5 separate regions of the Mus musculus genome follow, and regions 2, 3, 4 and 5 are each linked to region 1. A link is a loop called in an ENCODE intact Hi-C map of the cell type or tissue named here. Cell type or tissue: left cerebral cortex. All regions are shown on one strand. Links, peaks and the distances in the headings refer to the core of each region. The heading gives the core; the rest is flanking DNA. Region 1 overlaps Iqschfp (Iqcj and Schip1 fusion protein). Region 2 overlaps Iqschfp (Iqcj and Schip1 fusion protein). Region 3 overlaps Iqschfp (Iqcj and Schip1 fusion protein). Region 4 overlaps Iqschfp (Iqcj and Schip1 fusion protein). Region 5 overlaps Iqschfp (Iqcj and Schip1 fusion protein).

The links. Peaks named below come from ENCODE experiments on the same cell type or tissue, not always from the same donor. Only the 100,000 strongest peaks of a DNase experiment are listed, where the experiment ranks them.
Region 2: a loop joins it to region 1, with 1.9 times the contacts of the local background. A loop is called at or near these places in 2 of 42 quality-filtered maps.
Region 3: it touches region 1 in a loop (5-fold over the local background); 8 of 42 quality-filtered maps call a loop at or near these places.
Region 4: a loop joins it to region 1, with 4 times the contacts of the local background. A loop is called at or near these places in 2 of 42 quality-filtered maps.
Region 5: it touches region 1 in a loop (3-fold over the local background); 2 of 42 quality-filtered maps call a loop at or near these places.

The regions. Positions count from the first base shown.
Region 1 is chr3:68,491,138-68,497,282 of GRCm38, reverse strand. It overlaps Iqschfp (Iqcj and Schip1 fusion protein), which reads right to left. Exons shown (of 11, transcript NM_001113419.2): 5 at 2,026-2,709. It overlaps Schip1 (schwannomin interacting protein 1), which reads right to left. Exons shown (of 8, transcript NM_001113421.1): 2 at 2,026-2,709. Among named protein-coding and RNA genes, the nearest start is that of Gm22073, 53 kb to the left of the region's middle. In left cerebral cortex, for the core only: CTCF peaks have their summits at 1,793, 2,997 and 3,196 (motif pointing left); DNase peaks (open chromatin) are centred at 1,796, 2,379, 3,231, 3,899 and 1 more place; H3K4me3 peaks cover 3,712 bases; H3K27ac peaks cover 3,435 bases.
Region 2 is chr3:68,365,081-68,371,225 of GRCm38, reverse strand. The region is part of intron 4 of Iqschfp (Iqcj and Schip1 fusion protein); the gene reads right to left. The region is part of intron 1 of Schip1 (schwannomin interacting protein 1); the gene reads right to left. Among named protein-coding and RNA genes, the nearest start is that of Gm22073, 180 kb to the left of the region's middle. In left cerebral cortex, for the core only: no CTCF peak of the experiment used is centred there; DNase peaks (open chromatin) are centred at 1,683 and 3,007.
Region 3 is chr3:68,056,410-68,062,554 of GRCm38, reverse strand. All of the region lies in intron 4 of Iqschfp (Iqcj and Schip1 fusion protein), which reads right to left. Iqcj (IQ motif containing J) reads right to left here. Exons shown (of 4, transcript NM_177585.3): 4 at 5,962-6,145. Among named protein-coding and RNA genes, the nearest start is that of Schip1, 5.3 kb to the left of the region's middle. In left cerebral cortex, for the core only: CTCF peaks have their summits at 1,125 (motif pointing right) and 3,212; DNase peaks (open chromatin) are centred at 3,190 and 4,116; H3K4me3 peaks cover 168 bases.
Region 4 is chr3:68,569,692-68,575,836 of GRCm38, reverse strand. All of the region lies in intron 5 of Iqschfp (Iqcj and Schip1 fusion protein), which reads right to left. All of the region lies in intron 2 of Schip1 (schwannomin interacting protein 1), which reads right to left. Among named protein-coding and RNA genes, the nearest start is that of Gm22073, 25 kb to the right of the region's middle. In left cerebral cortex, for the core only: no CTCF peak of the experiment used is centred there; DNase peaks (open chromatin) are centred at 2,410, 3,078, 3,453, 5,353 and 3 more places; H3K4me3 peaks cover 3,442 bases; H3K27ac peaks cover 3,911 bases.
Region 5 is chr3:68,601,227-68,607,371 of GRCm38, reverse strand. All of the region lies in intron 6 of Iqschfp (Iqcj and Schip1 fusion protein), which reads right to left. All of the region lies in intron 3 of Schip1 (schwannomin interacting protein 1), which reads right to left. Among named protein-coding and RNA genes, the nearest start is that of Gm22073, 57 kb to the right of the region's middle. In left cerebral cortex, for the core only: no CTCF peak of the experiment used is centred there; DNase peaks (open chromatin) are centred at 2,635, 3,813, 4,265, 4,627 and 3 more places; H3K27ac peaks cover 4,739 bases.

The sequences.
Region 1 (6,145 bases), core at 673-5,672:
TGTATGTACTGCAAGGTTTTTAAGCATTAAGGTGACTTCATGGATATCTTAGTTTGAAAACACCATCCTAAGCAAACATGTAGTAATAACTTTATTCAAACACAAACCAAAGCCGGCCTCCTGTGAGATAGCTCAGCACGTTAAAGCACCGCCAAACCTCATGACCAGTGCTTAATTCTCACGGCCCACAAGAAGAGACTCCCAAAGGCTTTTCTCTGACCTCCGCATGTAAATCATGGTACATACATGTGCCTTACCGCAACATGTGTGTGTGTTCTTTAAACTTCTTTAAAAATTAAAAAAAAAAAAAGTGCAATGACTTCTAAAAACATCAAGAGCACACATCTTTAGAAGAGCAGGGAGCCTGAGAATCTGGGAACAAGGAGGAAGAAACTCCAAATTGTTGTGGAAGGAAGGAAGGAAGGAAGGAAGGAAGGAAGGAAGGAAGGAAGGAGTACCTTAGGTTTTAACAACTGCCTACCATATCAAGAGGATGTGTGAGCACTGGGTTGAGAAGGGTTCTGTCCCCGCAAGCCTTTAAATGTCAAGTTCCCAGAGGGCAGACCGTTTACCCTATCTCACCTTACCAGACTCTTAGCCCAGTTACAGCTATGTAACTGCTGATCTTCAATCATTGCTCAAATCCTGGGAGTTTAACTGGGAGAGGATGTTTCGTATCGCAAGGGACAAGAAATAACATTGGCTTAATGGAAAGACTCCACGTCTGTGGGTGGCATGGCAAACTTATAAACAGCTGGGATTAAAACGAGTGTGTTAATTTAATAGGTCATCTCTCAAGGGACACTAACCAATGGGCTCTGTCAACCAAGGGCGCTGACAGACACTGTGCCAATTTCTCTGTGAAACTCTGTTACCACCCCCCCTCACCCCCCAAGTCAGAAGTGCATGCACCCAATTTCCAGGAACCTGGGAGACTCAGAGTAGCCAAATTACACCTGCGAGGCAAGCATTTTCCTACACTGTCACACAGCTGTCACACACAGAAAGCAGCTCATTTAAACTGTGCCCTTCAGCCCTATTTAGGGATATCACTAATGATTTCAAATTACAACTGTTGCTTTATCTTAAACAGTGATAAAAGGGAGAGCTACGTTCATGGTGCTTTTCTTTTAAAGTCATTTATCTGCTCTCCTCTCTGGGGCAAAAAAAAAAAAAAAAAAAAAAAAAAAAAAATGTTGAGACAAGTACAAACCTGCCTGAGCTTATTATAGATGCAGCCCTCCTTCTCTCCCTCCTTCCGCTCCACGCCAGCACCCCTCCCTGTCTGGCTTTTCCAGAATTGAGGCAGTAGCCTCCGGTAAGGAACTATAAGTGGTTCTTTTATCAAAACAAGAAGGGATTCGCCGACAGGGAGTGAGTCAGGCAGAGGCAGCAACCCCCTCCCTCATCCTGGCAGTTCAATTCACCCAGTTCCTCCAGGTCAGCAATCGCTCAGGTTTCATGGAAGAAAAGTCAGAGGAGGGCCTTTAATCCATCCAAATCCAGGAGCCGGGATGGAACACACCCGCTTGTCAGATCTGAGGTGTGGGCAGGCGACTGAGTTCATGTGCACAGGCACTGCCTGGCTCAGGGGGAGATGTGAGGGGAGACGCTGGAAGACCCACGAGGATGGACAAAGCCACAACTATTATAGTGTGAAAAAGCCCCCGCAGGCACTGACTTCGGTCAGGAAATCTCCCTAGATTTATTTTCAGGCAAGTGACTCACAACCTAGTCTCCATAAGTAATTCCATCAAAATGAGTCGCGGGTTCCTCTAGCCCGACTTTCTGCTGCCCTCTGGCTGCCCCTCCCTTCTCTCCGCCCATCCTGTAAACCCAGACAGCTCCCAGACAGAGCAAGCGTACCCCAGGGGAGCAGGAGGCAGGCTCTCCGGCCCAGCCCCCACCCTCGGGAAAGGATGAATGGGGCCACCCCCGGCGAGAGCGCGGAGAAGGGGCGTGTGGGCTGCGCGCGAGGTGTGTACGCGGGTGTGCGCGCGTGGGCACGCACCCGGGCCAACTTACAGAGGTGGAGTTGGTCCTCGCCTGACCCTGGTTTCGCACCTCCTGCTCCCGGAACTGCAGCCCGGCCAGATGCTTTTCCAATGCCTCCCAGTCCATTGGGGGCGCAGGGGGTTCTTCCGGGACCCGCGTCCCGCCGTCCGGTGGCTGAAGGCAGAGGCCCCCAGATGCCCGGTTTCGGCCTCCGCGCCGGCTCCCTGGAGGCTGGGTCTTCTGGATGGGTCGCCGGGGAACCCGAGAGGCGTTCGGCCGGCCAGCTACCACCACGTTGCCATTGTGCCTGAGGTCTTGAGGGTCGTGCGGATGGAGGTTGCCGTTAGGCATCGGGGACGGCATGGTGGTGGCGGCGCTCCTGCTCCCGCTGCCGCTGCTGCCGATCCTGGCGCTCACGTCCCCCGGCTCCCGGGCCGGACAGCCGTCATCCCGATACCCTCGATCGTCCTCCTCTTCCTCCTCCTCCCCGTCCTCCTCCGGAGCCCACTCATCAATCACCTTCTTCTGGTAGACCGGGAAGGGCTCTTCATAGTCTTCCAGAGCAGACACCAAGTCCAAGCTACCCCCCGGCGACGATGAGGATTTGCACTCGGAGCAAGGGGTCACTTTGGTGGAGTTGGATTGTGAGCTGGCGCGGCTGCTGCTGCTGCTGCCGGCGTCACTGCCTAGATCCATCCCATCCTCTCGGTAATCCTGGGGAGGGGGGAGGCAGAAAGAGTGAGTGGCCGGGTAGAGCCCACTGTTCCGGCCGCCCGCTGCCCACCCGGACCTCCCCGCGCGCGGCGCCGGCCAGCCGTGAGGTGCGATCGCCCTAAGAGGCCTTGGGGCGGGAGCCAACAGCAGCCTGAGCTGCCTCCAACCCTCCCCGCACAAGTTGACTTCCTCCGGTTAACTAACCCGCAAATTAGCAAAGGGGTGCGCAGCCTCGGGCGCGCACTTTTCACCCTCATAGCCCAGGGGCGCGCACGGACTTTGTGTGAAGCATTTTACGCCAGGCGCCTCCTAGCACTCCACCCCAAGGATTCTCCCAAACACTTTCCCACTGAATTCTGATTCCCTGGGGGCGGGACCCAAGAGGGAGGCAGAATCTGATTTCGCACCTCGCGGGGGCACTGGGACCACCCCCAACCTGGCCCCGCCCCGCTCCGCCCCGCCCCCTCCCGGCGGCCGCTGGGAGCCCCGCGCCGGGCGAGCTCAGCTTTACTTTCTAAGGAACCGCAGTTGTCGCAGGGCACATCCCGCCTGCGTGCCTCCTCGGCCAGCCCCTCTCGGGAAGGATGGGCACGGGGGCGCTGTCGGCCCACGCCTCAGCAGGATGGCACCTCTCAGCGCTTGGTTCCGTCAAAGGTGTGCGGGGCCCGGGCGCGCAGCGACTGTCACTGCAGGCGCCGCCGCCCTGGGGAAGGGAAGACGCGCCCTCCCGGCGGCGGCGGCGGCGGCGGCGGCAGACCGGGTCCCGCCACGGAGCATGCCCAGAGGCTGCGGGGTGCGGCGCAGTCCGCTCGCCCGGTTTTCCCCGCCGGAGGCTGGAGCTAGAAGCGGGCTGGGAGAGCGCAGCGAGGCGAGGCGAGGCGGGGGAGGGAGGGTAGCGGCGCTAGGTTTACAGACCTCGCTGTGTGGGAGGACCGCGCCCTGGGGAGGGGGTTGTGTGCTGAACGCACCTCAAGGCCTCTTGGCTGGGCTCTTTATCCAAGCAAAGCCTCCTGGAGGCCCGCACGGACCCGATGCCTCCCAGTCCACGCGGAAGTCCCCAAGTGACCCTGAGAAGGACCTCCTGTCATCCTCACAGGCAAATACACATGCCGAGTAGGAGCTCAAGTGACCAGTGGTCAGGCCCTGTCATTTCCTTTCCACCTTCCCCCTGGCCGCTTCCTCTCCCTTCACCGCGCCCTGGTATCCACTTCCAAGTTCAGGCAGTGGGTGGAACCTGTTGCTTTTGCTCACGTTTCCTTCCCCTTCCCAGAGGCACTGAGGATGACCTCAGCGAGGTGTGTGTATGGCTAAGAAAGGGAGTGTGAGCTGAGCGAGGACTGTTAATCTAAAGTGGAGGTCAGAAAGGGGTGGAGATCTATCCTGAAGGTGGGGCCAGACATCCCTTCCAAGAGAACACATACAGAAGATTGTAAAGGAGAGAGAAAGGCGGTCCTGAGTGGTGGTGCCCCTAGTACCTTGGCTGGCTTTGCTTACTGGTTTTTTCTTTCAGGAAATTGAATCCAAAAACCTATGGGAAACATTCCAAGACCATACACGGGCTACCTGAACTGGCCAGACCTTCTTTTTAGGAAGAAGGTTCGATGCGATGTGAAACTATTTGCTTGGATAGTGTAGACGGGCTACAGAATACCTTTTAAGGACTAAAAATTTCCTCTGAACAGTCTTGCCCTGTAAGATGTTAGCTAGGAAATGCCTCCTCTGCGGTGAGAATAGAAGAGTGCTTAACTCTACATTGAAATGGAGAGTTTCCTTGGACTACCAGATTTAGGCCTGTAACTGATTTATTCCAGCGAGACTAGTCTGGACCAGACCCCAAGCCTTGCTTGGCACCTTCCAAAAGGAGGGGCAGAGGCATGCTTGGGATTCCTGGGTAGGGAGTGGCTGCCACCCGGCCTTCAGCCATTGTGGCTCTTGTGGGGGCCTTGGTGCAGAGACCCTTTGTCTCAGTGATTTCCTCTTAGGTAAGCTCCTGGTCAGGAAATGTAATCAAACTTTTTTTTTTAACTTGTCTGGAAGCAGCAATCCTGTGAATAACAGGAAAAGAGGCCTCTAGTCTGTCCAGCGCTTCAGTCGAAAGGGACTGGTTAGGACTTAAAATACAGTTCACGTGAACATCTGTAAACAGCCTGCTTAGTGCTCCAAATTTGTTTTGATCTGAGTTGCAGTGGAGTGAGTGCTGGCTGCCTCTGAGGGGTATGGATGTGGTCCTGTGTTCTGTGTCATAGATGGGAAGTATTATTGCTTAGAAGATCACCATGAGATATCACAAAGCTTAGGTCAAAAACAGCCACCTAGAGGGCTGGAGAGATGACTTAGCAAGTAAAGTGCCTTCTGTAAAAGCCAGGATCTGGGTGCTCCCTGTAGCCCTAACATGCTGGGGTTGGGCATGGAGACAGGCAGATCCCTGATAGTGGGAGTCAGGTTACCCCAAACTGCAAGCCCTAGGTTCAGAGAGAGAGAGAGAGACCCTGTCTCAAGAAAAAGAATTTCAAAATAAGCTGAAGTAATAAGGCGATGTCAAACTCTGGCCTCACACATTCCTACATGGGCAGGTGTACCTGAATGTGCATATATACACACATGCATACACACATATACACACATATACACACATGCATACAGAACACACACACATACACAGAGCTACGTACTCTGTAGCAGATGCAGGTAGACAAATATTGATCAATTGAGCCTTATGGTGACAGCCCAGCTTTTAAGCACCAGGACCTCCCGAGCCACCCACCCCCACACACCGCTGCCAAGCTCTCACGCCTCAGGAGCTCTGATGGAAGTGATCAGGAAATGTAAAATGAAACCTAAACGAAACATTTGGCAAGGTAAATGGCACTGCCAGAAATGCGTGGCATTTCAAAACTGGCTGTAAACATCTTGGAATTGATCTCTACTTTCACATTATTTTCTGACCAGATAATCTGGATCAGATGGGAAGTACCAAGTCTCCCTTTTCTCCACTCTCCATGGGAAGTGCTTGGCCAGCCCAGTTACCATTCTGTTTCCAGGCTTCCAACCCCTGCCAAGAACGCTCCCACTTTGGAACAGGAAGGCCCACCAACTTTAAGGTGGCAATAGTGAGCAGCTAGGTCCAGCAGGGTGGAGAAATGATTTGCAACGTGTTCGGAAAGTCCCGTCTTCTTCCTCTTTGAGGAAGATTCCCTCAAGTTAGTTTGCTGCTTTTTTTCCTCTTAGATCTATGCCCTAAAACCTCCACGAATCAGAAATCAGAAATGTGGGACAAGAGAAGAGGCCTACTTACAGAACCTTTCCTGTCAATCCAGTGTTGTCATTTCTACCTAGATTAAGAGTCCCTTTTGACCACCCACTGACCTCACACCAAGTACTGCACTCTGAAGTAGTCCTGACCATTCATTGTATGCAGCCAAGCGTAGCCTTCCTG
Region 2 (6,145 bases), core at 784-5,783, 130 kb after region 1:
CCCATCTGCCTGTTTTCCTGCTTACTCTTTGAACCCCAGCTTTCATCTTTTAAATAAAAAAATCAAGTTAGTTCACAAAGTAATGGGTTTCACGATATCATTTTCATACACATGTGTCATTATGCTCTGTTCTAATTCATCCCCCTTTCCACTGACCTCCATTTCTTGAATTATATACTATTCTTATCTAAAGAGTATGTGTGTGTGTGTGTGTGTGTGTGTGTGTGTGTGTGTGTGTGTGTGTGTCTGCCTGTGTGCATCTATGCCTATGCAGAAGCCAGAAGAGAGCACCAGGTGTCCTGTCCTATCATTCTCTGCTCTCCCTTTGAGTCATGGTCTCTCTCTGACCCTCTCTGTTTCGTCCTAGGACAGATGCCAGCAAACCACAGTGATCATTCAGTCTCCAGTTGCTTTGGAGCTAAGTTTACAGGCAGGAGTGGGGTGCCTGGCTTCTTAAGCAGCTGCTGGGATAGATCTGAACTTTCTTCCTTATGGCTATACAGCAAGCAACCTTAACTGCCTGCAGATCCCTCTCTTCAGTCCCCCCTTCTTGAATTTTAAGGCAGAGTTGGTACCTCTCTTTTCCTTCCACTACTTCCCCATTGTTTTACAAATGTTATTTATTTTCTTCAATGCTGAGTGCATGTTGTATTGATTTTTAAAACATCTTGAATGTCCAGTGAATTAAATGTGAGAAATTGCTTAAATAATACCTGACCTGGCTGTAAACACAAACAAATCCCAGTTCTCCCCTTAGGACCCAGAGCTCAGGGAATAAACACAGCGATAAACAACCCACCACTTTACAAGGCTTGTGGTCCATATGGGCCTACACTTTCTTGTTTTGGCTTTGCCACAGTCTTGGCAAAGGAGGTAGAATAGCCCCAAGGGATAGATGCCTAGGACCAGGGAAGGATATGGCCAGCCTAAGATTATGCATGCAATAAAACATTTTCATTCTAGAAACTACAATTCATTGTTGATCTGTAAGCAACAGGCCTGCTAAGAAGCATGGTCCCCCCTTTAAGCAAGTGACCAGACTCAGAGACTTTGGAGTAATAAATTATTAAGTCAGAAGTTCAAAGGAAAGCTCAAAGGCTTTGTCCAAATGGGATAGTGTAGACAAACCTCTGAAATAAGCAAACAGAGATTTACCTAGAGAAAGAAACCCAGCACAGCATGGCAGCATGCTGGAGTTGCCCCCAGGAACCCTTCCTTTCCTGACAGCCTTGGCCCTCAAGTTCTCTAAGGGTTTAGAGACCTCTCAGCATGTTTCCATGATGTTTTAATGGATTAAAGAGATTTCTTTTATAGTCTGGAGCATTTAAGTATTTGGCCTCCAGTAGGTGGTATTTGGGGGTGGCCCAAGAGGTGTGGCCTTCAAAGAGGATGTATGTCATTGGCCACAAGCTTTAACTTTGCTTCTCTCTGTTCAAGATGTGAGCTCTCAGCTATCTGCTCCAGATTGCTTACTGCCAAGTTCCTCTACTATGAAAGAGTCTCATCTATAAATTGCCTTGGTGTTTTATTGAACCAATAGAAAAGTAGCTAATATAGCCATATTGCCAGATGATGATTTCTTACTGTTTTGTATGCTTGGAGAAACTGTCTATAAGAGTCTCATTTCAAAACCACATAATTTGTCTCATGCCAGTGCTTTTAAAGTCAGCTCAAAATGTTCTGGGCTGTGCAGAGAGATGCATTTTTATCATGCTCACTGTGAGTTAGGTTTTCACTTACAGGTGACATAACACACTTCAGTGTATGGATCTGGCTTGTATGCTACACGAATCCAAGTGCAAATCCTGGCTTAGCTAACATTAAAGAGTTGTTTGTTGGTGGACAATTACTTTGCATCTGTGAGCCTTCAATTTGTCCTTCTGTCAAAAGGGGTTATGATAATATTATTCTTACAGAGTTCTGGTTGAATGAAGCCCTGTGCCTAGACAGATGCCTGACAGATAGTAAAGCAAGGTAATGCTGCTTTTTCATCTTTTGCCTAACACACCTTTGTGTGTAATATATTTCTCCCATCATGCAATTGAGTGTAAGAAAGATTTAAATTTATCTTCTGGAATAAGTCCGACCCTGTGGTCTGTAATTTCACTAGTAACTACCTAACTTCTATTGTCAGATGGCAGCTGCCTGGCAGAGCTGTCTTCCCTGAAGACACATGCTAATATCAGGGTATGTACTAAAGGATGCCAGGAAAGCAACATGGAGAGTGGCTCTTCAGGAATTACTCTAGGGAAGACACAATATCACAGCTGGTAGGTTACCAGTGTGAGGAAGAGATTCCTTGCAACTGAGTGGTTCTCTGGGTGAAAATGACTCTTACTAGGCATAGTTTCTAGCTCAGGCAAGTTTTTTTTTTTCTTTTCTTTTTCTAAACATTGATGGTGAAAGGATTTAAGCCCTTGAGTCTGTTGCACTATATAATGGTCTTTTCATGCCCAGGAGAGCCATGGTAAATGTCTGATTAGGCACCCCAAGAATCAGTTGCCAAATAAGACAGAGGCCCAAAGATAACATGGTCCACAAGTGAATGTAAATGTGTGCTCAACAAACCTCATTCCCCAAGGAAACAAGTTTTTCCTTTTTGTTGTTATCAAGACCAGAAAAAAAAGAGCTGAGCTCTGGAGTGGGGATCCCTTTAGCATCAGTTTTAAAAGGTATCATAGGTGTGTGTGTGTGTGTGTGTGTGTGTGTGTGTGTGTGTGAATGGGAGAGAGAGAGAGAGAGAGAGAGAGAGAGAGAGAGAGAGAGAGAGAGAGTCAAAGACAAAGAGAGCCTATATGGTATTTTTATTTAATCTTCCTGAAGGTAAACTATTCACCAGGGAGAGGTTTCAGCAATAGTCCTTTCCCATGCATCTGCTGTCCCATTTTGTCAGCTTGTTTCTTCTCTGTCCTTTACATCTACAGAGAAGTACAGTCAGCCCTCTTACTAAAGTCCCAAGACAGAAGGGAGGGAGCAGTACAGAAAGGGAAGCTGTGAAGCTTGAGGGTGGAGAATGAGTCTATTCTGGGGTGGGTGGGTGGGGATAAGTTGGGAGTTGAGAAGAAAAGCTTTGGAGTAGGTGTACTTTCAGGGCATCTAGGGAGCTTTGCCACAAACCCAAGCCCTGAAGCAAGGGTAAGTGCTGTAGGTGAAAGAAGTGTAGGTAGGTGTTGTGGTTTACACTGTTTTGCTCAAAGGCTCTTTTAGGCTTAGGATGGTGAACTTCTTGGTGATCATTCTTATTCATGTAGCTCAAGGTCCAGACTGTGCTATATTATTTGTAGCTGGTCCTTTGATCTGTAGGTTTATCTCTCTGCCTTGTGTGTGGCTTTGGGTATCAGATTCTAAAGAAGTGAGTCCACAACTCATACATTTGGGGTGTAACGCATACTTCCGTGTCCAGCTGGTACTTTCCTTTCAGCTGACTTGCTTCCTGTTGTCTGTGTGGTTCCTGTGTCCCTCCAGTCCTGGGATCTGTTTCGGACACAGGTCACCTGGAGAGTCTGTTCTATGTTCTTAAATTCACAGTTCATATTATATATCTTGAAAGCTAACAAAAATCACCAATTGCTCTAGGGAAAGTCACGAGAGAAGCCAATATTTTTAAAAGTTCAGAATAGCGTGATGACTACTTAGAAAGGCCAAACACGAGATGATTGGAGGATGGCCGTGCAGTCGCAGGTCACTTGATTCTACCTAGGGGACAGCTAATTAGTCTTAAAACCACTCATCTTACTTTTTTTTTTAGATTTATTTATTTATTTTATGTATATAAGTACACTGTTGCTGTCTTCAAACACAGCAGAAGAGGGCATTAGATCTTATTACATATGGTTGTGAGCCACCATGGAGTTACTGTGAATTGAACTTAGGACCTCTGGAAGATCAGTCAGTGCTTTTAACCGCTGAGCCATCTCTCTAGCCCCTCATTCTTACTTGTAATATGAGACTATGAGAGGGTTCCTGGGAGAACTGAATGGAAGATACATGTTTAATGCTAAGCACAATGCCCCAGTTGGTAAGTTTGGTAGTTTGAAAAAGAATGGCTTCAATAGTCTCACATGTGACACACGCGCACACACACACACACACACACCACACACACACACACACACACATATATATATATACACACACATATATATATATATATATATATATATACACACACACATATATATATATATACATATATATATATATAGTACTTGGTTACTGTGTAGTCAAGTTCTTTGGTAAGATTAGGAGGCATGGCCTTGTTAAAGGAAGCGTGGTGGTGGTGGGCTGTAAGGTTGAAAAAAAACCAAGCTAAGACCAGTGTAATTTTTCCCAGTCCCCAACCTGTGGAGCTGTAAGCAAGCCCCTAATTAAATGCTTTCTATGATAAGAGTTGCCTTGGTCATGGTATCTCTTCACAGCTATTGAACAGTGACTAAGACAGTAAGTAATAACTATAGTATTACAACTCTTCCTTAGGATATAGCACTAAACATATTTGATAAGATGCCTTGGACATATGAGAAGCAACAGTAGCCATTGGTTCTTTGACTAGTTTTGCATGGATCTGGAAACATTAACCTTCTATCTCATAGAAAGAGCCTGACCTTCCTGAAATGTCAGGGTTAGCAGAAGGAAGGCCTTTGTTGTTGACTCAGCACTGCCAAACTGTCCTATACCCGTGTGACAGAGAATTGTGGGAGAGAACAAAGATTCTTTTGATATCAAGGCAGATTCTACAAACATGCCCAGTAGATTTTTTGGAGTGGTACATACTATAGTTTTACTGCAGGTTCATTTTGCTCCAAATCTCCCAGTTTTACACAGCTTTCAGATGGGCATATATACTTCCCACTAAACCTAAGATCAAGACAGTTACCATAAAAAGAGGGAAAACATAGGCATTTGTTTCACATTATGCCATTCCTTATAACGCTAAGTAAATACTTAAATTAAAGAGGTATATATATATATATATATATATATATATATATATATATACATGTTCTCTTCTCCAGTAAAGATATTTTCCATTTGTTTGAATTTTTGATATCTTGACTATGAGAGATCAGGTTTCTCTCTGGTCATGTCTATGTGCAAGTTCCTAAATGTCTTTTTTTTTTTGAAAATTTTATTAGATATTGTCTTTATTTATATTTCAAATGTTATCCCCTTTCCTAGTTACCCCTCCAAAAGCCCCCTATCCCATACCCCTCCCCCTGCTTCTATGAGGATGTTTCCCTACCCACCCACTCCCACTCCCCTGTCCTAGCATTTCCCTACACTGGGGCATTGAGCCTTCATTGACCAAGGGCCTCTCCTCCCATTGATATCCCACAAGGCCATCCTCTGCTACGTATGTGGCTGGAGCCATGGGTCCCTCCATGTGTACTCTTTGGTTGGTGTTTTAGTCCCTGGAAGCTCTGGGGGTCTGGTTGGTTCATATTGTGTTCCTCCTATGGGGCTGCAAACCCCTTCAGCTCCTTCAGTCCTTTCTCTAGCTCCTCCATTGGCAACCCCATGCTCAGTATAATGCTTGGCTGTGAGCATCCACTTCTGTATTTGTCAGGCACTGGCAGAGCTTCTCAGAAGACAGCCATATCAGGCTCCTGTCAGCAAGCACTTCTTGGCATCCACAGTAGTGTCTGGGTTTGATAACTGTATATGGGATGGATCCCCAGGTGGGGCAGTCTCTGGATGGCCTTTCCTTCAGTTTCTGCTCCACATTTTGTCTCTGTATCCCCTCTCGTGGGTATTTTGTTCGCCCTTCCTAGAAGGATGGAAGTGTCCACACTTTGGTCTTCTTTCTTTTTGAGTTTCATGTGGTCTGTGAATTGTATCTTTGGTATTCTGAACTTTTGGGCTAATATCCACTTATCAGTGAGTGCATACCATGTGAGTTCTTTAGTGATTAGGTTACCTTACTCAGGATAATATTTTTAAGTTCCATCTATTTACCTAAGAATTTCATGAAGTCATTGTTTTTAATAACTGAGTAGTATTCCATTGTGTAAACGTACCACATTTTCTGTATCCATCCTAAATGCCTCTTGTGTTTGGAATCCAATTTTTTTATGTATAGCTGAGATGTTTTCTACTATAGTTTCATTTAGGAGTTTCCTTTTAGGTTTTGCCCCTAAGTATATAT
Region 3 (6,145 bases), core at 682-5,681, 430 kb after region 1:
CTAATAATGTATTTTATGGAGAAAGAAGATTGGAAATGTGCGAAAGTGTCTCTTTTTGCATATTCAAGTCTGCGATGACACAATAGATATGTACAAAATCCTATGGTAAATAAATTGACTATCTCATCTTCCTTCCAAGTAACATCTGCTAATAGCTACAAAAAGTACTATTTCTGGTACCAGGTTCTGGAAAATTACACCCTAGAAGATGTTGTGGAAGTTAGATTTTATTAATAAGAAAATATTTCAAGTCTACACAAGAAATAAAGAAATCTGAGTATCTCCCTTAAGTTACTGGTATGTTTGTTACAAGAACTGCCAGTCATGCCTAGGGAATTATATAGAGTCTGTGCAGGTATACAAGTTGTAAGGCTTGCTTGATTTAGTAGTGATCACCATGTCCCAGTGTCTTAGTGTGGTAACAAGGTGCACAATAGCCCCTCAGATAGTTTGCAGAAGGAGTGTGGAACTAACAAAGTGGATTTAATTCAGGATGTGAGTAACTCTGCCGTCTTATCCCACCACAGACATCTCGGTTATAATAGGCAAACATAGAGAGCCGAAGGACCAAAAGATTTCCAAGCAAAGTAGCTATAAGAGTGGAGCACATCCAGTCTTCCCACATCCCACTTCTCTTTGGACCCTAGCATGTTCTTCATGCGATCTGGTGAGGTCTGGTACAATGTTAATGAGGGCTCAGTGTGCATGTAAGACAAAGAGCCATCTTCTGTCACTTAAGCTGTAGAGCAGGGACAAGACCATGGTGAGGACAGGTGTCTACAACCAAGTGAGATTTCTTTTCTACCGTGTTTATTGAAGGCACATTACCTGGTGACTAGTGCTCTGCCATCCACACACAGGTCTTGATATTAGCTTTCAGATCCCAATGGCATCTTCATTATATTAGGAGAGTAAACGAGTCAGTGATCAATGAAGTCACAATTTTGTACATCAGTCAATATTTAAGGGTTAGCAATTTAAATTTTTATTTATTTCTTGTTTTAGAAAATATCTGTTTTTAGTTTAAAATTGTATTATTAACAATAACAATAATTTATTTTATTTTTATGGGGTTTTGCCTGCCTCTATATACATGTCTGTGAACCACATCCATGCCTAGTACCTGTGGAAGCCAGAAGAGGGCATATCTCTCCAGGGCTTGACCATGCCCTCTCAAATATGGCCTCTTTTTCCTTAATCATTATTGGTGTGTGTATGTTCATAAATATTCAAATGCAGCCTGCTAAGTCAGTTTAGTGTTGCCTGTACTTAAATGATTTGGGGATGACTACTAGGTATTGGGTAACCAATTAGAGGCTCGTATCCAGAGGAAACTACTTTTCCACCTGTCAGCTGTCATTACATGCCTGTAGTTCTTTGTCTAGGAATGAGGTCCCATGAGAATTTCACCTTCCATATTCTCATGTCTATTGGTGCTGTTAATGTTCATGTCTTGTTTAAGTAGCCATATTGTTGAAGTATCATAGCTTTCTTGTTATATCTAGGAGGTAAAATCTCACAGCATAATTTCTGACCCCTTGGCTCTTACAAACTTTTCTCCCCGTTTCTTCCACCACAGTGTTCCCTGAGCCTTGAAAAATTTTAAACCCCAAACCAAAACAGCTTGTTCATATTTTAAAACCTGCCAGGGTAAAATTATCTTCAAACAATAAAATTAAGAAATATTGGGGGAAAGAATTTGTATTATCAATGAATATTCAAAGACTTAAAGGGAAATGTGTGAAGACGTTTTTATACAAAATATCTTTTTGTACACTGTCATACATTGTTCTTTATTACTAAAATAATTTCTGAAACTTTGTTCATTAATTTTCAATCACTCAGTTTCAAGAGAACGGGGTCTGCTCTATGTAAATAGGAGTCTCCCCCCTTTTCTCATATGGTTGCTCTATTCTCCGTGCTATTTGTGGGTCTGAGACACAGGGTGGGAGATGAAATTTGGATACTGAAACACTAAGACTCAAGAGACCTAAATCTGTAAAAGCTGGATACAAGCCTATAACTTGCCTCTGACCCGGAAAATTTGGGTTGTTAAATTATTAAACATAACACAAGGCTTTCATTCTCTATAATTCCAACACTGGAAATTGTATTGGAAAGGGTCACTACAAAGCCTCTTTCAGGGCCCAGTATGCTCTTCCCCCTGAGTGGGCATGGCTTGACTGCAAATCCCTTTACACACCAGATTCCTCCTGGTGTACTTAAAATCTGGATATTAGAGATCCAAAACGAGTAATCATTACACGTGATGTGAGACTGACTAGCTGTAGCTCTGCCTTCAGGGGCATGGTTGACTTTAGAGTGTTTGGAAAGCCTTGGCGGATCTATTGAATCCATGAATGTCTAGAGACTCTTGCTAAAAGCTAGAGCCACGTGGACAATGCCAGTAATCAAATGAGCTGACTGCCCCTTTCTCCAGGACAAATGAGGCACTAGGATCTTCAGGTGGTCCAAACCTTTTTTCTTTGAACTTGCTCAGAACTACAATCCTTCTGCGTGGGACTGGGGTGATCCGTGGAACCTGGGCTTTCTGCAGCTGCTGGTATGAAGAGAACCCCTCACTCTGCTTCACAAGGGTCTCATAATCCTCTGGAAAGATGATCCGCAACTCCTCCACTACGTGTGAAGTATGGTCTCTCGGGAGATGTCCACTCATGCAGACACAAAGACTAAAATTTTGTTTCATTCTCAGAAAGTCAAAGGCTTTGGTAAGAATACATGCTTAACGATGTACACTTTTTATTATGTCGTTATCATACTATGCACCCACATATACACATGTTCATTCTAGGACAAGCTGATTCTGATGGGTTAATTTGGAGAATCTCAAACAAGTGTGGGGCCCCATTCAGTACCAAGTCAAAAACCTCCTCCCTGTAGTGTACACTGTTTTCAACAGTGCTATGGAAATGAGAAAAGTGCACTGAATATCATCAAGAACAGATTCAACTATTTTTTTGAGAGCCTCTAGCCCCCAGGCTCTGTGCTGAGTTTTACAGACAGCATGTCTTTTAATCTTCACAGCAATACAAACCACCTGTGAGGTGGGTATTACTTCCAGTGGCAGATGAAGAAGGACTTCTCAAGTGATGTCTTAGATGCACAGAAACAGTGGGGACCCCTATTTTAGCCACATGGCTTTATCAGACCACTCTCAGTCCCTGTACCATACTGCCTCTTACAGGCAGGAAGATGACATGACACCCACCCAGAGGAAGTGACCATGTCTAGGAGGGCAGAAAGGGTCTTGGCAACCATGTCAAGCCAAATGGGATTAAAAACTTGTAAAATCTCAGCCTTTGTCTGCCTGAGTGCATGCTAACGACTTCTACACAGGTCACCATCTCAGAGTCTGTGTCCTCCTAGACAAATCACAAACCACAGGTACTTTCACTTTGTACTGGTACTCTGACTGTTGTTCTTGCAAAAGAAGAAATGTTTCTGAGATAGAAAAGGTAACTTTTCCTCACCTCGACACTTACCATTTCCATTCCCCAATTACAGTTGCTATTCAAATTTCTTATTTCTAAACCCAAACTTTCCAGTTACAACATGATACACTACAGTATGAGGGCACTTAATATGCAAATTGCTAACATAACTTAATATTATCTCCCCTCCTGTTGCTCTTTAATTTGGCGCTGAATAGCTGAGGTTTGAGATTTTAATCAAAGAGCACGGAGTAAGGCAATTTATAAAATCAAATGGGCTTTTTCAACTGTTTCATTCAGTGTTTAGAGCTATCAAACTGTAGTCTTACAAATGCACTAGCTGATTGCTGCCCCTCCTCCTTGAGCATGCCTGAATGAAGGCTTGCTTTCAAGCTGTGTGAAATGATGGAAGACAGAAGTGGGCAAGCTCTGGTCCGGTGTGTAACCCAAGGGTGGCTACTCATCTTTCAAATTTCATTTCCATTGTCTGTAAAATGGAGATAATAATTGTGCCTCCTTCTCGTGGACACTGAGAGGACTGAATGAGGTAACCCCTGAGAAGTGTTAGCCAAGAGCCAGGCATGTGACAAATCTTCAGTTCTTCTTAAGGGGGAGTTGAGAGCTCATGCTCAAACACGCCCGCTGTTCCATATTTTAAAGCAGACACATTCTGGGCTCTATATTAATCACTGTGTTCTGCCAAAACAGTGAGCAGAAGCACCCAGAAGAGCCATTCTCAAGTCAGTGAGAGGATTCAGTTTGGATCAAGGAACTGGTTCCCTATGGGATGCACATCTGGGACAGGCAGTAACTGAAGCTATGACCGTGTGTGGGTGGAGAACAGCTGATCTAGCTCCAGAGACAACACAGGCAGTCAAGGAAACTGGACAGGGTCTAGGCAGTTACAACAAGAGGTTCAGCAAACTACAAGAGGAGCACAAGTCAGGCCTAGGGACTCTCCCGGAGGGCTTGTGCTGAAGGTTTGAAGAAATAAAGAAAGGATAATACGATGTGCCTGGCGGTTTGTAGCACCAAAGCTCTCAATGGTTTTGTTGGTCATTTGTAGAACCTGCTGCCTTTAAGACAGGAGCATCCTGTGCCTTGCGTAAACTTGAGCCAACTCACAGTGGGCAGGGAAACCAAGCCTCCGAAACAGGGCCTTCTGAGAGCGGTAGAGGGCTGTGTGCTTGACAGGTTGCTCAGAGTAAATCATACTAATTTTCTACTTTGTCTTTATGTGGGCTGCAAGCCCCAAAAGATGTAAAGATAAGTTTCTGTAAGGGGTCTTGCTGCAGTGATGAGTGATGACCATGGAATATAGAAGAACATTTATCCAGTTATATTGACTTCAACCCACTAAGCACAGGTTTGTGTTGTTGTTTTTTTTTTTGTTTGTTTGTTTGTTTGTTTGTTTTTTTAACATTGTGCCTTGTAGGATAGGGCTATAGCTCAGTGGTAGAATACTTGTAGACCTACATAGGCTTGATGCCCAGCACTGAGAGAATACAATTAAGTCTTGGATATTTGCCTATCTGACACCCTGGAGGCTTGGAAACAGTTCAATATCTAATATTGCTTATGTCTTACATTTTGTGTGTGTCTTATTTTGTACAGTTGCTGTCACATGATTGTCACCGCTAATATCAAAGTCATCGATATGATCAATGGCCCCTATTAGAACTCTGATCAGGCTCTGCTTGCTTTCTGATAGCAGATTGCAATAATGACTTTTTGAAAGATTTGTTTGACTCTTATATTTTGCACAAGTTTAAAGATTTCTTTGTCCCTCAACCCACAGAGCTAGACTACACTAGAGTGACTATCGGGTCGGATACACCTTATGAAAAAGCCAGTTGACAGGGAGAAGTTTGGACAATGCAAGCTCCTCTATTAGAAAAAGATTCAGGGAACTCAGGAGATTGGGTGGTTTAGAGGACTCAGCACCAGGGGCGGATACAAATAAACTGGACGAGCCACAGCCCAGGAGAACAATCATTTACTCAAGTGTTTACCCAAAACACTTGAGGTGATAGGGTTGAAGGAGCAGGGCGGAAGAGGCTAGGATACATTCTAAGATGTCAACAACTCTCAAAGACTGAAGAACACTAACGCGCACACAGTGGGTCACCCGACTCAGCGCGGCAGCTACTTGCCCTGAATTGGGACCTTTAGAGCAGCAGTTCTCGACCTTCCGCATGCTGCGACCCTTTAATTCAGTTCCTCATGTTGTGGTGACCCCCTATCATAAACGTAGTTTCGTTGTTACTTCATAACTGATTTTGTTACTGTAAATATTTTTTGGAGCTAGAGGGTTGCTAGAGGGGTCGCGACCCACAAATTGAGAAGCACGCTAGAATACAGGGGCAGTTTGAATCTAAATCCCTAACTCACAGACAAAAACGGTTTCTGAAATAGAGTTTCATAGACTCTTCACAATCATTTCATTGCATTTTCTATTGACATTCACAGCAAAGGCATCCTAAGAGCTCAATTTTCACTTTCTTTTTTACTTATAAACCAAGCACCGCCCAGCATTTTCCAATGTGGTTCACAAGCGCCCTCTAGTGACCGGGAGGCCAGTAACAGGGATCCCTTTCTCCAAATGACCAAATGTTGGGTCGATTAAACAGATCTGCCGTTTTTTACTTTCACAGCTATAAAACTAGCTTTTTCTTTCTTCTAAAAACTAACTA
Region 4 (6,145 bases), core at 812-5,811, 78 kb before region 1:
CAGCCTGGAACAGTGGAGACGGAAGTGACACGTGGCTTGATGAGGTTCCAAAAACACAGAAGAAACAGTCACAGGAGCAAGGTGGCTCTAAATTAGTAATGGCTGACTTGCTTGTGCAGAGGCATGGCCTCTGGCAGAGGACCAGACAATGGCTATGCTGTGTCAACAGGCAAAACCCCATTTCAGAGATGAGAAAATGGACGTAAGGGGAAAGAGGGCAACCCGCATCCCTCACAGAAAGGCAAGTCCGAAGAGGGAAGGAGGAGAGTATTCACAATGCCTTTTTACTTGGTCAGACATGTCTGCCCATGCACGGTACTGGAGACCTTAGAAAAGAAGCCATTCTCATACAGCAATGGAAACCAAACACAGACAGTGAAGTAAAATTGGTACTCATTGGTGGTGGCAAATGCTTACTATAAAGACAAATTTGGGAACTATAATGAAAAGTAGGAAAACTTGAGGCTTGTCTAAAGAGGCGGCACCCCCAGAAAAGGCCTGAAGAAAGAACAAGGTGTAGGGTAGGGTTGCTCAGTGCACTGTGAATTCCAGATGAAGGGCTAACAATGTTTTAGCACAAGTATGCACCCAATGGTAAATGTGACAAGCCTCTGGGGGTGGGGTTGGGGAGGGGAGTGTACCAGGTGGACCAGAGGGACTGAACGGACGAGTAAAGGCAAGCAGAGCTGGACCCCAGGAGGAAATGGAGGTGAGGGGATGGAGAGGTGGGAGACACTGGTATAAAGCCCAGGTCCTGTGAATAACAAGGTTCCTCTTCTAAGCGGGATGATAAACTTTCAAGATATTTGGGGATGTGGCACATGATAAGACCTTGATTTTAACAGCTTATTCTGGATACCATGTTGGAAACAAACTGTGAGTGATGAGAGACAAGGACAGAGACCAGTAAGTCGTTTAGAAGAACCCTGTTGCCATCTGATGATATAGCACTGGCAGCATCTATATGTGTGCGCCAAGATATGCACACAGCATTCAGGAGCCTGGAGTCTGAGCCCCCACTCATAGCTGCTCCATTAGAAGGCCCTCCAGAAATCCCACTAGACATCACGGATGCGAGAAAATAATCAACCTGCCAACGAACCTCTGTTAACCCCTTAGGAGCGCTCACCTGCTGGGATTGGCGACATGGGCATTCAGCACTGGGGAGGCACAGGCCGGATGACATTTGTGAGCTCCAAGCCTGTCTTGTATACAGAGTGAAATTCTGGTTCAAAAAAATAAAACAAAACAAAAAGCCCTACTAGCCTAAGCAATATGCCACAACTGCTCTACACTGCCATTTTAACATACAAATAGGTCCCAGGCCAAAAAAAAAAAAAAAAAAAAGCGGCGGCGGGGGGGGGGGGGGCAAGTTTCTGAGGAAAAAAAATGTTGATAACACCAGTGACTTGGGACTGCATCAAGCTAAGGATTTAGAGAAATCATTTTTTTCTAAACCCAATCGTATGTGACGCCAGATGGGTTCTAAAACTAAGGTTTCTAAGCAGGATTAAGACTTGGCATCAGGGCTAACATTTCTGTTTTTGTTAGCTAGCCCTGAAGGGAAGCATTTCAGAAGAGTCCACACACGTGCCCCCATTGGTGATACACCGTCTATTAACTATCATCACAACCCCAACACGCATGATTTTACTGCAGAAAGAAGCAATAAAGCCTTCAAAACTGTTAAACATACAGTGCCACTGTTAAATACTCAGTTCCTGACAAGTCACATCTGTCTTCCTTTGGAAGAAACATTTGGCTAACGTGGCCCCTCCCTCTCCAGATGAAACTGCTGATAATGACCAATTTTTCACCTTCCAAAAACAATGACTTTGTGCTTGGCCTAGTGAAAAAAAAAAAAACCCACAGGGAGTGTACCTCTCTCTAGTAACCTCCCCTTTGACATAAATTACAAAGCTTCTCTGAAAAGAAAGACGGAAGACTGTTTTAATTATGACACTAATTTAATCTCCTACAGCCCTATTGAGCCATCTACACATGAGGCTGTCCATGGATGCCGGATGTACCCCACCCTACACGCGTGCCTTTTCTCAGTTCTCTCACTTTCTCATGGAAAGAACGCCCGTGAAACACAAATCCTGATACCTAAGGATCTATATGTGGAGCCAAATGTCTCGTCAAATGAAAATGCCACAAAGCAGGCCTATGATTATAAAATTCTGATTATTAAGCACAAAAATAGTACCCAGACATATTTCATAGGCACGCTTCACTTAGCTAGCTAGCAACAGCTGCCTTCCTGGAGTCTTGTGAAATGCACCACTTTCCGCCTGCAGACATTCACACTGAAATGTGACCCTCAGAGAAACACCTGCTTGGCTCAGGTAACCCACCTCTCACCAGGAAGAGGCTTTGTTAAGCTAGAGAGCTGGTCTCTGAGAAACTCCATCAGGTGAGTAAATATCTCAATGCCAGCCACCCAGGATGTCCACCAGCCAGGCCAGCCACTGCATAGAGCAGTTTCTCTGAGAACATTCTTGCTGTTTACAGTGTTGCCTCTACAGCCCAAGTGGTAGGAAGGAGTTATGAAACACTCACTCGGGAAAGGAGCTTTGGAAATTGTCTGAAGTGGTGAATTCCTAACCCCAGATAGCAAATTAGCACATTAAAAGATGAACATGTGTTACTGAATATTTTTTCTATGTGAAGTTTGTAATCCACACTGGTACTATCATTTTTTACCTGCTAATCATTTAAAAGAGCATACTGGCAAAAACAGCTTCATAAAGATATCAGTGCAACTTGAAATGCCAAATGCCTGCTGACTGATTTATGAAAAATTCTAAGATCGTCAATCAGGACTTTTAAATGTAAATAATTTTCTCATAGACAGTCTTAAAAACTGGACTCTAATTAACTGACCTCTTATGCAATGAACAATAATCACATTTTTTTTTCAGTTGTGAGCACGCATCACCACCATGTATTCCACAAACGCTTTTAAAGGAAGGCCAAAGAAGCGGCGTTTCTGCCCCATTACTCCTCAGAAAGCCTCATTAGAATTCAGATACTGTATGCAATGAAGGCCGGGAGTGGAGCCCAGGATGGCAAAAATCCCCTGAAAATCCAGTAAGAGGCAACCTGCTGCCCTAGAAGAGCAAGGCCTCTCCCATAGGGTAAGGGCCTCAGAATCAAGCTTCCAACCTTACCTGGTACGAGCAGTTCTCCTGATGTACCATCTCAGTACATCCTAGGACGCAGACCCCAAAGCTGGACTGCTGGGCGAGGCTGCGCAGGGAAAGCGCTGAGCATCCACAGGCGCGAGAGAACGCCCTGGTTAGGCAGGGACTCCCCGCAGATTAAAATGGATGCTGTTCCGCTGAGCAACCTGCGCAGTGGCACTGCCTGTGCTGGGAAGCGCGCAGCCACCGAGCTCGCTCTGAAGCCTCCAAGCTGCTCTGCTCCTCCGGAACCGGGAGGCAGGCTGCTGAGCCGAGCTGGGACCGGCCTGGGGGAGGGGGCGGGCGCATCACCCGCACAATCAGCCAATTATATTATAGGCACAAAGAAAAGGATCTGTCTGGGGCTGGTGTGACCTTCTGGTGCTTTATGAAGGCAGTTAACCGATGTGGAAACATTCTAGTACTCATTATAGAGAAAAAGGCCAGCGAGGGAGAGAGAGAGTGACAGACACAAATCAATATTGCAGTTGGGCATTCCTAATCTGCGGCAGCATCCTTCCTGCCCGCTAGTGTTGCTTGGTTGGTGCTTATGAAAGCCAGGCCTTAAAGATCTTTTCGGAACTTTTAACGTGCTGAAGGGAACATCCTGAATACATACATGCGAGGTTTGTATTCATGCTTTATTTTTAAAGTATCTTGTCAACTTTCTGACTAAAGGAAGGACTTTCATTAAAATATGTATTTTTTTGTAATTTAAAAAAAAAGATACCTCATTTACCTTTTCTTAAGTGTTTTTAGTAAAAAAAATGATGGAATCATGTTTCTATAATTTTTGGAGAAACTTATTAAAATGTTAAGGTTGGTATTACTTATGTATTACATGAAAACTAAACTTTTTTTTAAAGGTAGGGCCTTGCATATGTAAATTACCCAATCCATGACTTGAATATTATACAGACACCCCAACATAACACAGGTAATCTCTGGGACAGACTGTCTTCAGAGTCTGCATGAGAAGAACTTGGGACCTGTAGGCCATAATCAAATGAAATACAGGTCGGATCATGTATGTTTCTGTGAGAAAATGGGGGCTGATCTCTGAATAATCTCAAGGACCACTCTAGGACACTAGGGTATGTAGGAGGGAGCAAGGAATTCTTCAACACAATGACACAAAGTTAGGGGGGAAAACAATAAAAATTCCTTGTTTATATTCCTCAGTTGTCCAAAACAATTGACACTGTTGTTCCTTTTGTGTCTCTATGTAAGGTGAGTGTATACGTGTCCTGGCAAGTGAGTGGTGGTCAGGTTGGTTCTTTCCCTCCACCATGTTGGTCTCTAGGCTCAAACTGAGGTCATCAGCCTTGGTGACAAGCACTTTGACTCACTGAACTATCTATATCTCTGGCTCTTCTTGACATAAATGGTCCTCAGAGAAACCTTGACTGGCTTCAAACTGTCATACTTTAAAGAAAGAGTCCCCAAGGCTGATGTTTTACGCTATCTCATATGCACACCCATTTCAGACCTCCTATTAGGAGGATAAAAAGTAGTAAGAGAGGTCCAACTCTACATTCTCTAAACTTGAACAGTGGGTTCTAGGAAAAGGTACTATGGACATGTGTCCTGCAGAACCTCCAGTATAGAGGGAGTTGGCCATGTTGGACAAGGAACATTTGATAATAAGGCAGGAGTCGGGGGGGGGGGGGGGGGGAGTAACAAGTTTACTTAACCTTAAGATGGAAGGAAGACCAAAATGCTATTATAAAGCAAAATGGTAAAAACTCAGCCCACCCAAACTCCAGCCTTCCCTGCTGTGCACACAGAGCAGAGATCTGTACGGAATGCAAGGGAGCGGGTGTCGTGAGCCGCATCCCACACTCTCCAAGACAGACCATCTTATTTCAAAGGCTGTTGGAACTTCACTTGGGCAATGGGCTTGATCTCAAGGCTCTGGGTCCTGAATCTACAAGTCTAAGACGTGGAAAGGAGTCTAAGACACACACACACACACACACACACACACACACACACACACACACCAGAGCTTTCTGTTCTGGCATATATTACATAAGCTCCTGAAGACATTTATCAAGTGCTGTTTTTTTTTTTTTTTTTTTTTTTTTGGTCTAAACACAATCCCACTCTTCACAGTTGCTGTTCCAGAGACAGTGCGAGTGACTCAGAAGTGGTATTTGGACAGAACAGATTTCTGACACTTGCATCCCAAATGCTGTCAAAACACTCGCCTCCCAAAAGGTATAAACAAGACGAAAAGGGACAGATGAAGCAGGCTGGTCTGAATAACTGTCCACTGGAAAGGACTTCATGTTATGATCTGCCAGTACAGGGAAAAGAAAGAAAAAAAAGCTTTAAACAAAAAACAGATGCCCCAAGAACATTTAAGCTAAAACAGTTCAGCAAGGGACATTAATATTTGTTATTTTTGTTTAAAAATAATGACATTTTTGTTTTAAGTTCAGTCTATTGAGCACTGATTCTTCTTTTTTTAAAAAAAAATTACTTTTTAATATTTTAGTTTCCCATTGACTTGAACGACAAATGGGATGTCTCAGTGAGTGGACACTCTCAAGCCTGACCTCAATTTGATTCCTGGAACCCACATAAAAGTAGGAGAGAACAGCCCACACAAAGTCATCCACTGAGCTACACACACACACACACACACACACACACACACACACACGCATACACACACTCACACACACACACACATACACACACACACACACACACACGCATACACACACTCACACACACACACACATACACACACACACACACACACGCATACACACACACACACACGCATACACACACTCACACACACACACACACACACACACACGCATACACACACTCACACACACACACACACACGCATACACACACACACGCATACACACACTCACACACACACACACACGCATACACACACACGCATACACACACACATGCATACACACACACACACTCAC
Region 5 (6,145 bases), core at 417-5,416, 110 kb before region 1:
TAAAACATCATATAAAATGAATACGTCCAAACAAGTCTAAAATAAGTCTCTCCACAACAAAAATCAAAAGTTTCAGTGCCCAGGGGACATTTAATCAGCAGTGTTTTGTTGTGTTTTAATTTTTCATGTGCTATAATCAGCACTAGATGGAAGCAAATAAAAGCCGTAACGGAAATGACGACAGCAAATACCGAGGCAGTACAGACAAGGCACGCTCCTGAGTACATTCCCTGCCATCTTCACAGGGACCTTATGAAGAAGGCACAGTTATCATCCCATTTTACAGATCAGGAGGCTGAGGCACAGTGATGTCATTAGCAAGTGCTACTAAGTGACAGTCAGGCCCTGGGCTCCTCAGAGCCTGCTGCGACTTGCCACGCCCGACCTCCTTCCGAGTGACTGATCCAGGCAGGGCTCTGGACCGCTTGATGGTGAAGAGGCACTGCTGTGAACTGAGTGTGTAGATGCGTCATTTCTCTGTTCTGTGGGATGTTTGAGTGGGATGTGGGAGGATGAATCCGGGAACAGTTGATGAGAGACACCAAAGCCTGGAAGAACGGGGACTATGATGGAAAGGCATGAGTCTTCTTTTAAAGGCATTTTTACTGCTACTATTTACTTATCTACTTAACTACAAATCTATTATACATCTGAAAAGACACAACAAATTATGGCCACCCACCACCCCCATGTAAACAACAACATGGAAGGGTTTGTGTTCTCAGTAAAAGCACTTCCATGGGTTTCATGCATATGAGAATCTGCAAAAGATAAAGCTGAAGGACGTGAGATTGAATTAGAAGGTGATCCTGGGTGGGGATGAGGCTCAGTTGAGCTGCTTGGTTGAGGAGGAGCATGAAATTCTGAGCTCAGTGAGCAACTCTGAGGGAGAGGGAACGGTGCTGGGAGACCTCCAGTCAGCCAGCTCACTGCTGTTGGTGGGTGAAGCTTCCAAAAGGGAGTGGTGTTTCACAACCAACGCCCAATGCATGTTCGTGACCACTGTCTAAGGGAGGGGTGTTAACTGCACTGATGGTACCATGAGAACACATTAAAGATGATGTAGGATGAAAGCCAAATCCTAGAAGCTCTTGTAATTAACATTCTGCTGTCCACCGAGGCCATTTTTTAAAAAATATAACATGAAGCCCTGTGCCCACCCCCACCTTTTTGTGCAATAGCGCAGGCAATTGAATTCTCATTGTTGATAAAAAAATTCATAAGACAGGGTACAGCTGGTTATGCCTTTAGCAAGATGTCAAATTCAGCCTGCACAAAATTAATTGCACCTAATTAAACTGGGGTCACTGGCATTATTATAAAGCAAGGCTATTTATTAGACAAAGAAAATTTCACAAACACCAATTTACTTTTCTTTCGGATTTGTGAAAGAGAAAAATTGCTTACTTAATTAAATTTGTTTTGCTATTTTAATCTTATTACTTCTCAAAAGATCCACTTTAAATTCTGTCTCACTTTGGAAATTGTGTAATATTTTAGAATAAGGTCTCCTTGAAACAAGGCATTCAAAACAGAAAGGCATTCTGTAGAGTATGAGACGACAATTCACAAAGAATTAAAAGTGGATGTATAGCCGCAGTTTGCTGTGATGCTGGTGCTACCAATGTGAAGAATTGTTTGTTTGTTTCTAAACAAATTAATAGCATGTGTATGAGATCAATGTGAAGTTTTAAAGATACACCATGCATTAGAAATAAGGCACTTTGGTATGCACTTCTCATTTCAAGGAAGATGCTGTAGAAGGAGTCTCACTGCACTGAGACAGGTCAGCTTCTTTCTTCTCCCATGCCGGGCTAAAACAGCCACTCCACTTACTTCCAGGAAATTATGCGAAAATTATTACTGTTAGAGACAAGACAGTGATTCACTTTCCTGGCAAATGATGCTGGCTCACTTCACACACACACACACGGGGGGGGGGGGGGGGGGGGGGGAGGGAGAGAGAGAGAGAGAGAGAGAGAGAGAGAGAGAGAGAGAGAGAGAGAGAGAGATCTCCCATATTCAAAGTCCCATGCATCTCGGTTCTTTAAAGCTTCCTAGACCCACTGTTTTGGGTCTAGCTAAGCTGGCCATGCTTCTCCCTCTCCCACGCAAACACAGAGGAGGTAGCAGGTGTTTGTAATTGGCCTTGCTTCAGTCATTCACCAATAAACATGGAAGGCCAAGAAAGAAATGAATTTTGATTTGGGGATAGTTGAGATAAGTAAACAGTAATCATTATTCAAACCAGCTGCTCACAAACACTCTGGGGAACTTGTTTTTTATCACACAGCCTGGAGGGAAGGATAGAGCTCATCCCCGCTCCTCGATCGCTCTGCGAGCGTGATCAAGAAGACGGTTGTCTAGGATGCCTTTATACCTGCGTATGCTGAAGAAAATCCATCTCGAGTTAAGGTAGAAAGAGAGTGAAATATCAGACCGATCTGGGGCTACCGCAAAGAGAGGCGAGGAAGGGAAGTTTTCTTCTTGATGGCCAGTTGGGTTGTAATGCTCATAAATAAAAGATTTCCTAGACGCCTATCAGTAATGGCTGTTCATCTTGTGTCCCCACAGCGTCAAGACCTCCTTCTATCTCCTCAACACTCAGCTTCGTAAGTTCAAGATGTGGGAGGAGAGCAAGAGCCGATCCTGACTGTGGCCAGTGACAACTGTGCAGGGAAGCTTTACACCAGAAGCAAACAGAAAGCTGCGAGTGAGGGCAAGCCCGTGCCATCAGCAGGAGGAAGCTGCAGCAGGAGGGCTGCGAGGTGAAGGCCAGCCTTCGCAAGGCAGCACGACCTACCCCACACCCCGAATATTACTAAACCTAGGATATTTCTTGGAAAATCTCATTTCAAAAAAAAGCAGGTAATCCATTTTTCTTATTTCCTATTAAGCAGTTAAGACCTTTTCCAAAACGATAGAAGAATGACAAAGATCACACAGTCTCAGTTTTAAGAAGGTGATTATGTCTGGATTAGCAAATTTTGCAGGAAAATGTGACACGCCATGTAAGCCACACTCCACATGTGTCAGGTCTAATGAGCTGTGTTAGGCAGCAATCTCCAACGTTCTTTGGCTATGGTATTAAGTATAAAATGTCTTTATGGGATTATTGTAAGCCTAGCTTACATCTAACACTTACCACTTTAAAAAAAAAAACTGCTTTAAGAGAGATAACACCATCCAGACAAATGCAGCAGGGCTGAAACCTGGTGCACCATCCCAACCTTGACCTTGAAGGCACGACTGACACACTCGGACTCTCACGCACCTTCACACCTCTTACATAACGAATATGACTAATTTTTTTTTTTTTTGCAGGTGAGTTCACACCCTTTAATGAGCATGAACAGGAGGTAGATTGATTTGGTTTCCAAAGATCCCATTTACTTCAGTAGGCCCTGCCTTAGAAAACAAGCTTCCAATTTCAGAATCCAATACTTGGTGGGGGTGTTTCTGCATAGAGTCTCACTTGGTCACCCCAGCTTGCCTGGTGCTTCGTATATCAGCCTCAAACTTACTCTTCCTTCTGCCTCAGTCTTCTCTGTGCTGGGCCTGTGTTACCAGGCCTGGCTCTGTCAATTAGTTGTAAAGGCTGCACTCCATTTCATACTGAGGACCGAAGTCTTCAGGGTAGTGCATTCACAACAGGTCTATCTGGTTCTAGATGTGTAGCTAACGCAACACACCTGCTCTTGTGCATTCTGGAGTACTGTAGTGCTGAGCTGACATCCTCAAATACTTCTGTAAGAGACAAGGTAGTTCCCACCCCGTGAAATGCTTTTGGAATGACTGGTAGTGATCGGGGCGGGTTTGGTAGGAGTGGGAGGAAGATACAGAAGGTGACAAGAGAGAGGAACCAGCATGCCTTCTAAACGCATATGAAATTAACAAGGAACAAAATGAAATCAATAAAAACACTTACGGAGAAAATTTACATCCTTAATAGCCTCAATGACCACAGGTTATATAATAGGGATATCTAACAGCAATTTAGTTTTCCTGGAGATCCCTCCGCCCCCTGACACTACATTATGGCTAATGAGGATGACGGTAGTCAATCATAACAGATTTTCTATTTACAAGATAAAGCGATGTTTCTTAGAAACATTTAGGATCCTTCTTAAATATCACCTTGAGAGAAATTAGAAAAGTCATGGTGTTCTCGCAAATGATGCGCTCATCCTAGAACAGAGATGAGTCCCTCTGAGAGAACACTCTATAAATAATCTCTCCAAGGCGAGCCAACAAGTGCAGCTTGTTATACGCTACTTCGAAGTACATTCGTGTTTGCATAGCTGTCTCCAGGGGAAGAGGACTCGGTGCTTTTCCAATTTGGCTCTGCTCTAAGTCTCAAGTGGCTCTGGGAAATGGAGATAGGAACCAAATGGTAGAAGGGCAGAAAAGAGGACGGGGGAAGCAATTTTTGGGAACCCCAATTCCTGATCCTCAGTACTCTCCAATTGGAGAAGGAATATTTGGTTTTACATACAGGGTTTCTTCGTAGAATTTTACTTGAGAAGGTATTTCTGCTGAGGTTAGGTGTGGTGGTGTACTGCTTTAATCCCAAGACTTAAGAGGCAGACGCAGGCTAGCCTTTGTGAGTTTGAGGCCAGCCTGGTCTACATGTTGAGTTCCAGGCCAGCCAGAGCTACATAGTGAGGCCCTGTCTCAAAAACAAAAACAGAAACATGAACTCAAACCAGACAAATATTGAAAACCTCCATGAGACTTAAGCATAACGTGGTGGATACCACTATCTACCTGTTCTTATGAAATCCTCCTAACATCTGTGACAGGAAGACAGATACCCAGGAAAGAGAAACACCAGCACAAGAGTATGAAAATCTTAGGAAGATAAAATAAAATGTACAGAGATATTCAAGTGTTTCAGCGGCATGTGAGAGGGGCTGCTACTGGAGGAGCAGAAATTGACACTGCAGAATCCTGCGAATACTCAGGGGTGCAGAGACTCAGAGCAACTCACAGACTCTGTACTTGAAAGGACCATCTAGACCAGCTCTCTGCCTGGCTAATCTCTGGCCTCGAAGAATCAGGAAGTTTATTCTCACATCAGAAGTGCTCTAGACTGGAGTACCCTAAACACACACTAAACTTCCAAGCCTTCCCTTCCTAGGGTCATCAGACACTACCAGACTTGCATACAACCCCTCACAGTGAGGTTCAGCGGTTCTTTTCTACTGTAAGTCACAGACTAAGAGAAAAGACTAGATACGTTCAGTTGACTGAATTCCAGTGAAGGACTGACTGCCCCAGTTTGGTTAGTTCCATCGTGGAGATCCCGACTCATTTGTTCAACCATACTTGGAGAGTTGACCTCATGTCATGTGGTTGCCTTGGTAACAAACACACCAAAGACTTGCTTCCCAATAACTTACATTTGGGTGCTGGCTAAAGACAAAGAACAGATTTATAGACATTCTGTAAATGTCTTAATAAGGGTAATGGGTCTAAAGAGAACCATGTCGAGGTAAGTGGATAAACTGGATAAAAGAGAAAGTGACGGGGTGTGCGTGTTTATCTATAATAAAGCAGCCTGGGAAGGTCTCTCTGAGGAGATGATATATGTCAAAACAACCTAGCCCACAACAGAAGACAATAAAATAGCCTTTATTATCCAGTACTTAATTATTATCAGATGGAAAGCAAAAGAAAAAACAACAAAAAAAAACATGGGAAATATGAAGCTCAGTAAAAACTATCTTAAACAATCAAACTAAAACTTATATACTAACAATTCTGAAAGTGTAAAGAAAATGGAGAAATACCTTGAAAAATACATCTCATTAGAATTGACTCAAGAAAGATCCAAAAAGTAGGTACGATCAGACAGCTCTTAAGGAATGGAAGCAGCTTGGAAACAGATGCATAAATACCAGACCACTATTGTAGGTGACTTCACAGAAGCGAATCATTACAGCGGATATAGACATTTGGGGGATAATATGAAATATAAGTCCTTGCCCATTTTTAAGCCAGCATCATTCTAAAAGTAGACAAAATATTCTAAGACTATGAAAGATCCATGTCAATTATGAATACACATGTAACAATCTTAAGCAAGATATTAAAAGTAAAGGATATAAAAAGATAATTTACCTCAACCTGCTTGGCTTATAGG